Linked DNA regions of Homo sapiens: region 1 is linked to region 2. Evidence: read pairs that join two places in POLR2A ChIA-PET (ENCODE). Cell type or tissue: PC-9. All regions are shown on one strand.

What was found. ChIA-PET counts read pairs that join two places held together with the same protein. Peaks named below come from ENCODE experiments on the same cell type or tissue, not always from the same donor. Only the 100,000 strongest peaks of a DNase experiment are listed, where the experiment ranks them.
Region 1: POLR2A ChIA-PET joins it to region 2 with 12 read pairs; 7 of 35 experiments call an interaction of 5 or more read pairs at or near these places.

Annotation. Positions count from the first base shown.
Region 1 is chr3:186,789,545-186,792,044 of GRCh38, reverse strand. It overlaps EIF4A2 (eukaryotic translation initiation factor 4A2), which reads right to left. Exons shown (of 11, transcript NM_001967.4): 11 at 2,148-2,500. It overlaps RFC4 (replication factor C subunit 4), which reads left to right. Exons shown (of 11, transcript NM_002916.5): 8 at 195-320; 9 at 1,639-1,719; 10 at 1,790-1,903; 11 at 1,981-2,145. The coding sequence ends at 2,076. Among named protein-coding and RNA genes, the nearest start is that of SNORA4, 3.2 kb to the right of the region's middle. In PC-9, CTCF peaks have their summits at 1,336 and 1,630; DNase peaks (open chromatin) are centred at 754, 1,114, 1,324 and 1,504; H3K27ac peaks cover 1,891 bases.
Region 2 is chr3:187,149,912-187,152,411 of GRCh38, reverse strand. No RefSeq gene overlaps it. Among named protein-coding and RNA genes, the nearest start is that of RPL39L, 12 kb to the right of the region's middle. In PC-9, a CTCF peak has its summit at 1,567 (motif pointing right); no DNase peak of the experiment used is centred here.

The DNA of each region.
Region 1 (2,500 bases), 360 kb after region 2:
CAGAAGCAAGAGATCTCTATCCTTCCATTGTACCCGGCCCCTAGACTGATCATATTTTCTCCCAAAACAGAAATGTTTTTTCTCATTAACTCTAGACTAAAACAGGGTTTTTCACTTTTATTAAACATTTTAAAATTAAAGTTATAAATCCTTAATTGGCCATCATAGGTTAAAAACAACTCTTTTCTCTTCAGGGAATAGCTTATCTTGTTAAAGTGTCAGAAGGAGACTTAAGAAAAGCCATTACATTTCTTCAAAGCGCTACTCGATTAACAGGTGGAAAGGAGATCACAGAGAAAGTGATTACAGACATTGCCGGGGTAAGAGTACTGGATATTCTGAATTTCTTTTTAGTTGGCTTTTTTGTGGCTTTTAGGAAATTTTCATCCAACAAATACTGGGTGTTTAGCAAGTGCCAAGTACTGCACTAGGAAGTATAAGGGAATAACCTGGGAGTATCAGAGTGTTTGAGGTGAGGAGATAGCACTGACTTTTCAGTTTGTCAGGCATGTAACAGACATTTCAGGAAAGAAAAGGACACTTTCAGTTGTTAGTTTTTTTGTTTTTTTTTTTTTGAGACAGAGTCTTGCTGTGTCGCCCAGGCTGGAGTGCAGTGACGCAATACCGACTCACTGCAACCTCCACCTCCCGCCTCACCCTCCCAATTAGCTGGGATTACAGGCACCTGCCACCATGCCCAGCTAATTTGTATATTTTTAGTAGAGACGGGGTTTCACGATGTTGGTTGACCAGGCTGGTATGGAACTCCTGACCTCAGGTGATCCGCCCCCCGCTTAGCCTTCCAAAGTGCTGGGATTATAGGTGGGAGCCACCGCACCCAGCCTTCAGTTTTTAGATTTTATAAGAGATGCCTTTGGCAGTTAAATCAATTTTAGCAGATGTTCTTATACATGAAAACTATTTTGCCAGTTGTATATAAACAAAAGGCATATCCAACTTACAGTAATCATTTATTAAAGAGAATGGAGTACCCCACTTGTCTTTGGATACTCCCATGTAAAAACTCACTTCAGAATCACTACTACTTAACAACTTTTGTTTCTGTGACATTTTTCACCTGCACGGTAGGCCTTCCATATGACAAGACTGGTACCACTAATCCTCTTTGTTTCTATGACGTTTTTCACCTTCACGGTAGGCCTTCCATATGACAAGACTGGTACCACTAATCCTCTTTAATTTTCTGGATATTGTGGACTTTTTAAACCAATCTCATTAGTGGCATCTTTACATGGAGACATTGAGAGAAAGGGCACTTCCCCTTTAAAGAAATCAGTCTTTTTGATTGATCTTGGCCACTGTTCTGAGGAATCGTTATAGCCGCTAGGGGAAAACTTAATCTTCATCCACTGACCAGAACAAGCTATAATCCATGTGTGCCCAAACTTGGAAGTTCACAAAGCCATTAAAGGGCTTTAAAAGCACAGTTGTTAGCACCTTGGTTGCTTAGTGGTGACTGGAGTTACTCTGGCCCTTTCCGTTCTCCCAAAGCCTTCCCAGGAAAGTATGGAACTTAGGTGTGGAACAGAAATGACTGGGGGCACGGGGGCCAGTTGGCAGAGTGTATGTCTAGTCTCACCTAGAAACATCTTTAATACCGAACATTCAATTACCTAGGTAATACCAGCTGAGAAAATTGATGGAGTATTTGCTGCCTGTCAGAGTGGCTCTTTTGACAAACTAGAAGCTGTGGTCAAGGTAAAGTCAGCTTACTAACTTTGGGGAAAGGAATATTAAGTCATCATACCAAAAGTTTTTTTTATTATAGGATTTAATAGATGAGGGTCATGCAGCAACTCAGCTCGTCAATCAACTCCATGATGTGGTTGTAGAAAATAACTTATCTGATAAACAGAAGTCTATTATCACAGAAAAACTTGCCGTAAGTAGGTACTTTGCACATGTCAATGGAACATTTAACTACCTGAAGGATGCTAATTTCTTAAATTTTTCTCGTAGGAAGTTGACAAATGCCTAGCAGATGGTGCTGATGAACATTTGCAACTCATCAGCCTTTGTGCAACTGTGATGCAGCAGTTATCTCAGAATTGTTAACGTGAATATATCTGGATGGGGGGTTTTGTAAATAATGAAGTTGTAATAAAAATAAAATGACCAAAAGCACCTTTAAAGTGAATATACAATTTATTTAACATTCAAACTTCATTAAGACATGTGCAATATGGCAATTTTACTGGGGATTAAACCCTACCTAGGATTGCTTGCTGGGGCTTAGCAACAGGGTCCAGTTCACACTTAGCACTAATTAAATACTTTATTGAATAAATACAATACCAAACAAAATGCATTCAAATGCTTTCTAAAAAAATTTTAAAGGCCTTTCTACTCAGGCTAATGACAAACACAATAAAGGCAGATATGCTAGTTTAACATAATTGGCTGATTTTATACAGCACTTATATCTTTTAGTCCACAAGTATATTATTAAATGATAGAGAACATCTAATACAACCATTTC
Region 2 (2,500 bases):
TGTTAGGTGAGTCTCCTGAAGGCAGCAGATAGTTTGTTGGTGAGTTCTTATCCACTCTGTGTTTCTGTATCTTTCAAGTGGAGCATTTAGGCCATTTACATTAAATGTTAGTATTGAAATGTGAGGTACCATTGCTTTCAACGTGCCCTTTGTTGCTGGTGTACTTTGGGGTTTTTCGGTTTTTGTTTTTGCTTTTTCACTTGTATTTTTGTCTTACAGGTCCTGTGTGATTTATGCTTTAACGAGGTTCTGTTTTGATGTGTTTCCAGGATTTGTTTCAAGATTTAGAGCTCCTCTTAGCAGTTCTTATAATGGTGGCTTGGTAATGGCAAATTCTCTCAGCATTTGTTTGTCTGAAAATGACTGTATCTTTCCTTCATATGTGATGCTTAGTTTCACCGAATACAAAATTCTTGGCTGATAATTATTATGTTTGAGGAGGCTGAAGATAGGTCCCCCATCCCTTCTAGCTTGTAGGGTTTCTGCAAAGAAATCTGCTGTTAATCTGATAGGTTTGCCTTTATAGGTTACCTGCATCTTCTGTCTCACAGCTCTTAAGATTCTTTCCTTCATCTTAACTTTGGATAACCTGATAACAATGTGCCTAGGCAAAGATCTTTTGCGATGAATTTACCAGGTGTTCTTTGTGCTTTTTGTATTTAGATGTCTAGGTCTGTCGCAAGGCCGGGGAAGTTTTCCTCAATTATTCCCCCCAATATGTTTTCCAGGCTTTTAGAATTCTCTTCTTCCTCAGGAGCACTGATTATTCTTAGGTTTCATCATTTAACATAACCCCAGACTTCTTGGAGGCTTTGTTCATATTTTCTTATTTTTTTTCTTTGTTGGATTGGGTTAATTTGAAGACTTTGTCCTCAGGCTCTGAATTTCTTTCTTCTGTTTGTTCAATTCTATTGCGGAGACTTTCCAGAGCATTTTGCATTTCTAAAAGTGTGACTAAAGTTTCCTGAATTTTTTTATTGTTTTTTCTTTAAGCTATCTATTTCCTTGAATATTTCTCCCTTCATTTCTTGTATCATTTTTTGGATTTCCTTGCATTGGGCTTCGCCTTTCTCTGATCCTTCCCTGATTAGCTTAATAACTAACCACCTGAATTGTTTTTCAGGTAAATCAGGGATTTCTTCTTGGTTTGGATCCATTGTTGATGAAGTAGTATGATTTTAGTGGGGGGTGTTGAAGGGCCTTGTTTTATCATATTACCTGGGTTGGTTTTCTGGTTCCTTCTCATTTGGATAGGCTCTTTCAGAGGGAAGGTCTAGGGCTGAAGCCTTTTGTTCAGTTTCTTTTGTCCCACAGGGTGTTCCCTTGACTCTCCCCTTTTTCCTATAGATGTGGCTTCCTGTGAGACAAACTGCAGTGATATTTGTCTGGGTCTAGCCACCCAGCGAGTCTACCCAGCTCTGGGCTGATGCAGGGGGTTGTCTGCACAGAGTCCTGTGATTTGAACTGTCTATGGTTCTCTCAGCCATGGATACAAGCTCCTGTTCCAGTGGAGGTGGCCGATGGTGCAATGGACTCCATGAGGGTCTTTAGCTTTGGTGGTTTAATGCTCTATTTTTGTGCTGGTTGGCCTCCTGCCAGGAGGTGGCGCTTTTCAGAAAGCATTAGCTGTAGCAGTGTGGAGAGAGACTGGCAGTGGGTGCAGCCCTAGAACACTCAAGGTTATATGCCCTTTGTCTTCTGCTGCCTGGGTGGGTAGGGAAGGACCATCAGGTGGGGGTGGGCCTAGGCATGTCTGAGTTCAGACTCTCCTTGGGTGGGTCTTGCTGAAGCTGCTGTGGGGAATTGAGGTGAGATTCCCAGGTCATTGGAGTTGTGTACCTAGGAGGATTATGGCTGCCTCTGCTAAGTCACACAGGTTGTCTGGGAAGTGGAGGAAAGCTGGTAGCCACAGGCCTCACCAGGCTCCCATGCAAACCAAAGGGCCAGTCTCACTCCTGCCGTGCTCCCCTCAACAGCTCTAAGTCTGTTTCCAGGTGGAGGACGAGATATGCTTGAAAACTTGCCCGAGGCTATCCGTCTCCCAGCTGCGAAAGAAAAGGGCTTCAGTTCTTCCCCTACCTGTGAAGTCTGCGCTCCAGATTCCCGCCCTCCCCTGAGTTCTGGCCAGGAGGCTTCTCACCCTGTTCAAGTTGTTACAAAATTCAGCTAGAGAATTCCTTCTTCCTGTGGAGTTTTATTCACTGGTCCTCTGGCCACCCTCCCTATGGTTCCCTGTGGTGCCAGGCAGGAATGGGCTGCTTGGGGACCCAGCAAGCTCCTGGGACCTTTCTGCTGCTTCCTCTACCCCTGTATTTTTGCTTGGCTCTCTAACTTGACTCAGCTCCAGGTAAAGTTGGAAACTTCTGCAAACAGATCTTCAGCTTCTCCAGTGGGGGTGTGTGTTCGGGAGAAGAGGGTCTCCCTTTCCCTCTTCTGCGGTACAGTATTTGGGGTGTCTCCCAGGTCCTACAGGAGCAGTTCGCTTTCTTCCGAGGGTCTG